2 separate regions of the Homo sapiens genome follow, and region 1 is linked to region 2. Evidence: read pairs that join two places in POLR2A ChIA-PET (ENCODE). Cell type or tissue: Panc1. All regions are shown on one strand. Each heading gives the region's core, and the rest is flanking DNA. Links, peaks and the distances in the headings are about the cores only. Region 1 holds the start of JMJD1C-AS1 (JMJD1C antisense RNA 1). Region 2 overlaps JMJD1C (jumonji domain containing 1C).

Region 1 (5,264 bases), core at 265-5,264, 78 kb after region 2:
GAGGTGGGAGGATTGCCTGAGTTGAGGAGTTCCAGGCGGCAGTGAGCAATGATCACACCACTGCACTCCAGCCTGGGTAACAGAGCAAGACCCTGTCTCAAAAAAGAGTAAATAGTAATAGAAACTTGAGATGGTTAGTATGAATTAAAATATTCAAGTAACTTATGACATTCCTTTATTATTCCATAAGCATTTATGGACACCTAAGTAAATGCTAGGTACGGTACTAAATATGTGAAGATGACAGAAAATGAATTTTAGACTTAAAGACATTTCTTGTATATAATTTGAAATTGTCTAAAAATAATATATAAAATCTATAAATACAGGAAAATAGCCTGTATGCTTTCAATTACATTGAAATATCTAGTTAACATTTTTACTTTCACATGCAATAATATCCCTATACAAAGACGATAAGGTTTCACATGGTAAAATTTCTATAGTTCAATTATTCTAATGAATGAAAACATTCCCTATTTAAAATTACTGGAACTTACTGAATTCCCTATTTAAAATTATTGGAAATTATTGGAATACCCTATTTAAAATATGTGCCAGAACATATAGATGATGGGTCAAAAGATCATATAAAACAACAGCCCCTTTAATTTTACACAGAAACACAATTAACAACATTTACTGGGCGATCATCACCTTCTTTTAAAACTAGCTAGTGGTAGTAACTGCACGAGTTTATGTCCCACCATTGGGGCAATTTCGTCATTTTCCTATATTCAAGTCTTTACCAGCAATAGCAATAACAAATTCGAGTGTGAAAAATAGTTGGCATACTTACATCAGACATAGAAGTCTTTCTACCTACCAAAAAAACCAATTTTGCTATAGTAAACCTATCAAGATCGTATTGACCAATGAAGTAAAAATCATTCATTCATTCATACATTCAACATTTTGTAAACAGACCAGAAATCAGCATTTTTAATAATGATGCAAGACAATATAAATGTCAGACTGACATAAAGAAACATACAAGGAAATGTAATGCTACCAACTAAATAAGAAACTTAAATGAGAAAACTAAGCAGAAATGTGTAGACCCAAAAACAAAAAGGGGTTTTATTTATATGCGAAATCATAAATCACTTTAAATTTCCTAAACATGAATATTATTCATATTTAAGACAGAAGTTTTGCAAAATAACATCAGCTGATACACATTTCAACAGTTTAAACTCTTCATTCCCAGGATATCCCCTAAATACAAGCAAATTTATGGGTTTGGCCTTTAATACACAGTATGATTTTTTATTGTCCTTTTCTCTATTGAAAAAACCAGACATATTTTATTAAATACTTACACTTTAGACAGAACTGGCTTGAAAACAGAAATACAATCAACCTAAGCATCAAAGAAAGGTAGATAGATGGGTGTATGGATGAATGGATGGATAGATAAGCAAATAAATAAATCACTGAGATCATAAATGGAAGCGAAGTTAAACAAGAGGAGAGTAAATTGATGTCTGCTATTTAATTAATATTACAATATTATTCAAGGAGACAAATATTATGCAACAGTACTTCTCAACTGCCAGTTTTCCTTAAACTATCAATTTTCTAGAAAAATTCCTCAAAAAGTAGAACAGCAGTAATGTCAAAAATGTATCCCAAGACAAAACTCAGTAATGGGGCTAAAAAAGAAACTCAAAATGAAAAAGGTTCACAATGTGCTGTATATATTTCAACTTCTTCAACAACTTGGTCCTCCTGCATAAAAAAGGCTTAGATATTTTGTTAGCAAAGATAATTCCAATACAGATAACCCAAAAGGTTCTCACGCCATATTTTTAAAAGTTGACAAACTATTTGAAATTATCCAACATAACCTAATGAAAACTCTATTAATTAAACTTATTACTTAAAAGATTAGAAAGTAATATCACTATAACCCCTGGCTGAAAAAATAAAATTTTAATCTTACTTTATTTGTATTAAATTATATATGTTCATATTGTACAAGAAATATGTTTGCTACCACGGTGTGGTAAAAAATAATTTAATCCCAAAGATATCCATGTCCTAATCCCAGGAACCTGTAACTGTTACATTACATGGCAAAGGAGAATTAAAGTTTACAAGGAATTATGGTTGTTAATAGATGGCAAGATTATCCTGGATTATGTCAATTGGCCCAAAGTAATCAACAGGGCACTTACAAGTGTAATGGGGAAGCAGGAGAGTTAGAAGGAGATGACTAGGGAAAAACGGTCAGAGAGATACAACTTGGTTGGCTTTTAAGATGGAGGAAGGGGGCCATGAGCCAAGGAATGTGGACAGCTTCTAAAAACTAGAAAAGGAAAGAAAATGGATCTCTCCTAGAATAAACAGTCTTGCCACACTTTGATTTTAGCCCAGCAAGATCCAGGTCTTATTTGTGATCTCCAGAACTACAAAATAATAAGCGTATAACATTTAAACCACCAAGATTACGTTAATTAAACAATTATAGAAATTTAATTCACGTGGCAATTCCTCATACATAAGACCCAAAATAAGAATAACTGATTATCTTTGAGACACAATATTCCCTCAACTACTTTGAAGTTCTTATCATTATCCTTCCAAATCATGTGCCACAGGTTTGTGGCACATGTCCTGCCTGGTGTATCCAGCCAGGACTTCTAGTAGACTTAACAGGTTTTTAATTATACATATTTGTAGCTTTAAAAAAAAAATCACAAACTAGCCTATTCAACATTTTCCATATACTTTCTTTTTACATATTTATTTATTTATTTAGAGACAGGATCTCACTCTGTCGCCCAGGCTAGAGTGCAGTGGCATAATCTTGGCTCACTGCAGTCTCAACCTCACTGAGCTCAGGTGATCCTCCCACCTCAGCCGCCCCAGTAGATGGAACCACAGGCATTGTACTACTATGCCCGGCTAATTTCTGTATTTTTTGTAGGGACAGGGTTTCGCCATGTTGCCCAGGCTAGTCTCAAAACTCCTGCGCTCAAGTATCTTCCCATCTCAGTCTCCCAAAGTGTTGGGTTTACAGGCGTGAGCCACTGTGCCTAGCCTAATTTCATGTAACTTAAAATCTACTCTGCAGTAATCAAAGTCGAACAGGAATATTACATTATGTTAATGCTAAACTGTTCCAAGTTTCGTTTAAGAAATGTGAATGTAAGAAAATCTGGGAATAAATCTAAAATGGTAGATTCTAGGCTAAAAAAACTAAATTAATATTCAAATTTTCAAATAAAGACAGATTAAAAAAACTCATCAAGGGTTCACATAGGTATGGTTCAACATACATTTTTCTTTTTTTGGTAAAATTTAGATATGGTGAAACGCAAAGATAGTATCAATTCAACGAGTTTTGACAAATATATATATCTGTGTAACCAACAATCAGGATAGGAAACATTTCTATCACCTGAAGAAACTCCTATTCTTTCCAGTCAATCTCTACCATCCATAGATAATTTATTTTTTAATATCCAGCTTAATACCTTACTAACATATGCAAACTTAACTCTTTAATCACTTAAATTCCCAACTAAGAGAGCAATTAAGTTATTTATATATACAAATTTTTTTTTTCCTTTTTTACAGATGAGGGGGTCTCACCTATGTTGCCCAGGCTGGACTCTTAATAAGTCCTGGGCTCTAGCAATCCTCTTACCTCAGCCTTTTACACAAACAAAAATAGTTACTGAATTGAACTGCCATAATTTTTAGAACCACTAACATCACCAATACTTTTTAAGGAAGATTATACATTTCTATACGAAAATAACCAGCCAAAACCTTCAAAACTACCTCTATTTTCTGTTAGAAATACCTATCAGCAAAACACACCTATTTTGCGATATCGAGTCAATATTAATACATGCCGCATTAACCATATCATTGACTACAGTGAGGAAAACCCGAGTTTACAAAAACACACTCAGAAACTATTAAAATAGGTAGGTAAAAAATATTAGGTAGATACCTGTACAAATATTACAATGAATTTGGAATTGTAAGCTTTCATGCACACAAAGGGAAAAAAATTTCCTAAATTTGAAGTTTTCATTGAAAAAGTAAATGGCTCAGGGCATTACAAATAAATTTCACAGATTACGTATTCATAAATCAACCTTTGGAAGTCTAGTCCATGTCTTGTCTCTACTCCGCCCCTTACCTTCAAGCTGTCCCTCAGTGAGAATGTACTTGGAACACAACAGAGCATATTACAGCTCAATATCATGCACATACCTACGCTACTCAAAGAAAGCACTGGCAGCGTCACATGTAAGAAACCAAAAAAAAAAAAAGATAATCAATTCTGCATGGCATTTAACATTTTAATTGACAACATTTTTCGTCTTATTTAAAATCGTATAAAACCCAGAAACAGCTTGACTCCAAAGAACTATACCTTTCTAACAAGAAAAGCACATTGGGGACAGAAAGAGAGATTACCCTCCATACCAAAATTTTTCACTTTTATCCTTTACGGTTAGAAAGCCAAGCATCTATTAAGGAGAGGATGAATCCGGGCACAGCCACCACCACGGCCTCTGCCTCTAAAACACATAGGAATCCCCGGACTGTGTGGGAAGGTCTCTTTTCTTTTCTCCCTCCCCTTCAGCAACCTTACAGGATAAGTTTTAAGTCTCGAGCTACAGCACTATGAAGACTTTTCCAAGAAAAGAGATACCAGGGAAGCTGGCCGCCTGTCGCCATGAGTGGTCCGCCCCCTACCCCCACCTGCCCGCGCGGCGCCGGACTCGCGGCTCCGCCTTTCGGGGAGGTCTCCGTGGCCGCCCAGGCGCCACAGCGGGGAGCCGCGGTCGACCCCTCCGGGATGGGGGCCAGGGCAGCCTCCGCGGCTATCCCGGGAGTCCTGCTCCGACACCACCTCCACAGGGGAAGCCGCTCGGAGAGACGCAGGGACCCAGGCAAGGGATGCGGGCAAACGCGCCAAGGGTTCAGCAGAGGGGCGTGACCGCCAGTTGGCCGGGCTGAGCGAGGCGCCAGAGGGAAGCCTGCAAGGTACGTCTGCGAGAGCCGGGTGCGGGCGCGGCAGGGGAAAAGGGGGGCGCTGACTCTCTTACCGCCAGGTCCGGATTGCGGCTGTCCCTGTGTGACACGGCTCGGATGACCCCCGCTCGCCAGCTTCGCCAGCCGCGTCCGCTCTCCCAGCGCTCCGAACGTGCCTCGTCGCCGACCGCCACACACAGGAACCGCTTACCCACCAGCTCTGCCCGCGTCTCTACCGCCATAGCTGTCGCTGCCGAAGCGGC
Region 2 (5,497 bases), core at 220-5,219:
ATTTGAATCATGGTTGCTCTTTTGGCCTAGCTCAAGTTCTTCCATGATGTTTACATCCCCCAACTTCAACTCCAACTTAGCTTTGAATTTCTACTGCAATTACTTTTTTTATAGCTTACACTGTATTAGTATATAAGCAAATACCGTCCTATATTTTTAAGTGTAATAAAAGTATCTTTAAATTATGCATGTAAACTCACTTAAGGTAGAACTGTTCTTTCATTTATTTTTAGTGCTCACTACAGTGCTGCATACATATAAAGTTTTTAATTAACATTAAAAATCTCCTGACTCTTAGACTCAATCATGGTCTTTAAAAAATAAAAGCAACCTGGTAAAAGGTTAAGTTTGATTTGGTGGTGTTTATACTGCTGCCCACTAGGAAGCTTCTTTAAAAAAAAAAAAAAAAGCTTATCTATTAGAATATCCACTAAAGATATTCATTAAAGCTTATCTATTAGAATGAGGAAAGAGAAATGCACTGGTCAAGGAGTTAACATCTGTTTCTAGTTAACTATCCATACCAAGTCAAGGAAGAAATCCAAGTCAAGGAAGAAGCCAACAAAACAGCTGGCTATTTCTAATAAAACCCATCGTTAAGGGTACCTCCTTGCCTGTAATCCCACCACTTTGGGAGACACAGGTGGGAGGATCACTTAAACTCAGGAGTTCAAGACCAGCTTAGGCAACACAGTAAGACCTTGTCTCTACAAAAAATGAAAAAAATTAGCCAGGCATGGTGGCATGTGCCTATGGTCCCAGAGACTCGGGAGGCTAAAATGGGAGGGTTGCTTCAGCCAGGGAGGTTGAGGCTGCAATGAGCCATGATCACACCACTGCACTGCAGCCTACGTGACAGAGCAAGACCCAGTCTCAAAAAATAAAAATCAAAAACAATGTACACACTTTAACTTAAAAATGTTCTTACTGCCAAAAAACGGTAACAATCATCTGAGCTTTCAGAGAGTTGTAGTATCTTTTTGCCGATAAAGTGCCTTGCCTCAACGTTTTTGGCTGCTGACTGCTCAGGGTGGTGGTAGCTCAAGGTGGGGTGTTTGTGACAATTTCTTAAAATAAGACAACAAAAGTTTGTCACATCTATTAATTCTTCCTTTCATCAAAGATTTCCCTAGGGCATGCAATATTGTTGGCCACTTTACCCACAGCTGAACCTCTTTTGAAACTGGAGTCAATCCTCTCACAAGCTAAGGTTGCATTATCACCAACGGTTAAGTAGTATTCAGTTCTATTTCAAAAAACCATGTTCTTTGCCCATCCATAAGAAACAATGCCTCATCCATTCAAGTTCAACCATGAGATTACAGCAGTTCTCTCACATCTTCAAGCTCTAGTTTTGATTACAAATCTCTTGATATATCTACCACATCTGCAATGACTTCCCCCTTGAAAGTCTTAAACACCTCAATGTTGATATTATGACCTCCTCCCATGAATCATGAATGTTCTTAATGGCATCTAGAATACTGAATCCTTTACAAAAGGTTTTCAGTTTACTTTGCTCAGATCCATCAGAGGAATCACTATCTCTGGCAGCTATAGCTTTACAAAATGTATTTCTTAAATAATAAGACTTGAAAATCAAAATTATTCCTTGATCTATGGGCTGCAGAATGAAAATTGTACTAGCAGGCATGAAAATATTAATCTCCTTGAGAGCTCTTGGGTGACCAGATGCACTGTCAATGAGAAGTAATACTTTGAAAGGAATCTTTTTCTCTGAGTAGTACATCTCAACAGTGGGCTTAAAATATTTAGAAAAACCTACTATAAACAGATGTGTTGTCATCCAGGCTTTGTTGTTCCATTTACAGAGCACCTGCAAAGTAGATTTAAAATAATTCTTAGGGGCCCTAGGATTTATGGAATGGTCAATGAGCAATGACTTCAACAAAAAGTCACCAGTTACTGTAGTCCCTAACAAGAGAGTTGGCCTGTCCATAAGGCTTCTCCATATCAGCAATAACAACGTTTCACTTTCTTATCATCCCTGTGTTTACTGGAGTAGCACTTTTAATTTCCTTCAAAAGCTGTTCCTTGGCAATAACAACTTGTCTAACTGTGTGGTGCTACAGGCCTAGCTTTGTGCTCTGTCTTGGCTTTGACATGCCTTCCTCGCTAAGCTAGCTTTCTGATTTCAAGTTAGAGATGTGTGACTATTCCTTTCACTTGAAAACATACAGGCAACTATAGGATTATTAATTGGATTAATTTCAATATTATTGTGTCTCAAGGAATAGGGAGGTCCGGAGGTTCAAGAAGAGGGAAAGAGACAGGGGAATGGCTGGTTAGTGGAGCAGTCAGAACACACATAGTGTTCTGGATTAAGTTTGCCTTCTTATACGGGTGTGGCTTCTGGTGCCCAAAACAATTACAATGCTAACATCAAAGATCACTGATGACACATCACCATAAGAGATGTAATAGTAATAATAATAAAAGTTTGAAATATCGTGATAATTGAAATGTAACAGACCCATGAAAATATTTTTCCACGTGCAGATGGAAAAATGAAACCGACAGACTTAATAGATGCAAAGTTGTCACAAATCCCATGCCTTCCCTGCCCCCGCCTTTTTTTTTTTTTTTTTTTTTTTTTTTGCTTTTTTTTAAGAGATAGGGTCTTGCTCTATCACCCAGGCTGGAGTATAGTGGTAAGATCATAGCTCCCTGTAGCCTCCAACTCCTAGGCTCAAGCAATCCTCCCACCATGGCCTCCCAAGCATCTGGGACTACAGGTGCATGTTACCATGACCCGGCTAATGTTTCTTTTTTAAATTTATTTTAGACATGGGGTCTTGCTATATTGTTCAGGCTGGTCTCAAACTCCTGGCCTCAAGCAATCCTCTCACCTCAACCTCCCGAGTAACTGGGATTACAGGTGCATGTCATTTCACCTATCATAAAACCTCAAATTTATTTAAAAACATTCAGCATCTGCTAAGTGCAATAAAGCAAACTACGATAAAAAATGTATATTTACTTATATATAGGTTTGTATAACCCAGGATACTCCAGATCCTGATTTGAACAGTATTTTAAGACAATAAAAAGTAGAAAAAAATGAAGAAGAAATATAACAAAAATGTTCAGAGCATATACGGTGAAAACTACAATACACCAAACATGGAAACTTAAGTCTTAAATAGATACACTGTGTTCACAAATGAAAAGATTCACTATTGTAAAGAATAAACTCTCTTTGGATGCAGGCTAACCCTAAAAAATGTGAAACATACACACATACACAGACACACACACACACACACCCCAAAAAGAGTAAGTTATCTCCCAAATCAACAGCCCTGAAGGAAAACACAAGGTACTAGCCGGACCCCACCCTCCCTAGCAGTGGGGTAACTAGGCATTTTCATATGCCCTAAATACAAACTTCACAGACCCCAGAATCTGTACTGTGGGCTACTGCTGCCAGGGTCAACACCCTAGCAAAGTGCACCTGCCCAGTTACCAGTTGCCTGCCTACAGCTGCTCCAACAGAAAGCAACCCACCTTCCCCAGTAGCAGGGCTGCAACATGATGGCTGGAGCCCTCACCTGACCATTCCACTGGTAGTCTGGGGATCATGCCACCCCTGTTGACCACAGCCAGTGCCTGCACAAACAATCAGGGAACCTGAGGACGGGTCTGCTCATCCAAGCTCAGCCCCCTCCAGTATGTAAGCACATTGCTCAGGGTCTGGAGATTACCTTGCTTAGTCTACCACCATTGGTACCTGAGCACTTTTTCCAGGGGCCAGGGTCCATTCAACTGACCACTATCACCAAAGCTGACACCCACCCACATGTGGGCACCTGCAGCAGGCCTGGAGACTGATTTAGTCAGCCTGTCACAACCTCTGCCAACACCAAAGTGAAATGCTTGGGTTCCAGGGGGTTGTCTTGCCACTGCTACTGACATCAACTATGCCACGCCTACCGCCCAGGGCCCAGTAACCTGCCCACTCATTCACCCCACTACTGCCATTCCTGGCACCCAAGCAAGCTGCCTGGAAGCCCAAGAATCGACCTGCACAGACCCACTAACTCTGGTGGCAGCATACGCCACACTGAAGCCCCAAAACAGACATGATCTTCTGACTAACACCAAAGGAGCCCAAAGTGGCCCATGTGGCAACCCATTCCCTAATAAAATGTCACCACAGCTTCCATTAAGAACCACCCACTAAACCACAGAAGAAATCACAGACAACACTGACCCTGTTTAATGCCTAAAAAAATCACATGGAGTCTACACCACTGCATATATCCAGAATCAAAGCAAAAGTGCCCTACCCAACCAACACCACAGATACATCTCTAGGAAAAATTCCTCCCCTATGAAAGGAAATTCAAACTATTGGAAGAAGTGACTGTCAATACCTGATGCATAGATATCAATGTAGAAATAAAAGAAACAAGAAGAAGCAAGAAAATGTGAATCCATGATAATAAATTCAAAGGAACACAGTAATTCTCCAACAACAGATTCCAATCAAAAAGAAATTTATAAAATCTTGGAATTGAAAATATTGATACTAAAGTATTCTGTTACACTGAGACACAAAGAAAATAATACAAAGAAAAGAAAAACAATTCAGGATATGAATGAAAAATTCACCAAAGAGACAGCATAAAAAAGGATGAAACAAATTCGGGACCTGATGTATTCATCGAATCAAACAAAATACATTCAAACCTTCAACAGACTAGATCAAATAGAAGAAAAAAATCTCAGAACTTGACAGACCTTTTGAAATAACCCAGTCAGAAGAAAAAAGAAAAAAAAAATTTTTTTTTTTTTTTTTTTTTTTTGAGACGGAGTCTCGCTCTGTCGCCCAGGCTACAGTGCAGTGGCGTGATCTCAGCTCACTGCCAGCTCCACCTCCTGGGTTCCTGCCATTCTCCTGCCTCAGCCTCCGGAGTAGCTGGGACTACAGGTGCCCACCACCATGCCCGGCTAATTTTTTGTATTTTTAGTAGAGACGGGGTTTCACCGTGTTAGCCAGGATGGTCTTGATCTCCTGACCTTGTGATCTGCCTGTCTCAGCCTCCCAAAGTGCTGGGATTACAGGCGTGAGCCACTGCGCCTGGCCGAAAAAAGAAAATTTAAATTTCCTTAAAGAACGAGCAAATCCTCATCACATATAGGACATCATAAAGCTACCAAATTTTCAAATTTTTTGTGTTTGAGGAGGCAACAAGAAAACTTGAAGGGCTAGAAAGTCTGTTTAACAAAATAATAGATGAAAACTTCGCAAGGCTGGCAAAAAGTTTAGATACTCAGATAAAGCACAAAGATCCCCAAAGGTATATAACTCAAAAATATCTTTTCCAGAGCACCTTATAGTAAAAATGTCACTAAGTCAAAGACAGAGAATTCTTTAAAAAGCAAGACATAACTATCTAGTCACTTATTAATGAACCCCAATCAGACTAACGGCAGTTTCTCTGCACAATCCTTACAGGGCAGAAGACAATGG

Evidence for each region. ChIA-PET counts read pairs that join two places held together with the same protein. Peaks named below come from ENCODE experiments on the same cell type or tissue, not always from the same donor. Only the 100,000 strongest peaks of a DNase experiment are listed, where the experiment ranks them.
Region 1: POLR2A ChIA-PET joins it to region 2 with 5 read pairs; 5 of 35 experiments call an interaction of 5 or more read pairs at or near these places.

The regions. Positions count from the first base shown.
Region 1 is chr10:63,460,420-63,465,683 of GRCh38, forward strand. It overlaps JMJD1C (jumonji domain containing 1C), which reads right to left. Exons shown (of 26, transcript NM_032776.3): 1 at 5,076-5,264. The coding sequence starts at 5,243. JMJD1C-AS1 (JMJD1C antisense RNA 1) reads left to right here and starts at 4,810. Exons shown (of 1, transcript NR_027182.1): 1 at 4,810-5,264. RefSeq lists a silencer at 4,671-5,010 and enhancers at 4,790-5,264, 5,201-5,264. In Panc1, for the core only: a CTCF peak has its summit at 5,061; a DNase peak (open chromatin) is centred at 4,990; H3K4me3 peaks cover 1,779 bases; H3K27ac peaks cover 2,316 bases.
Region 2 is chr10:63,382,825-63,388,321 of GRCh38, forward strand. The region is part of intron 1 of JMJD1C (jumonji domain containing 1C); the gene reads right to left. Among named protein-coding and RNA genes, the nearest start is that of MIR1296, 13 kb to the left of the region's middle. In Panc1, for the core only: no CTCF peak of the experiment used is centred there; no DNase peak of the experiment used is centred there.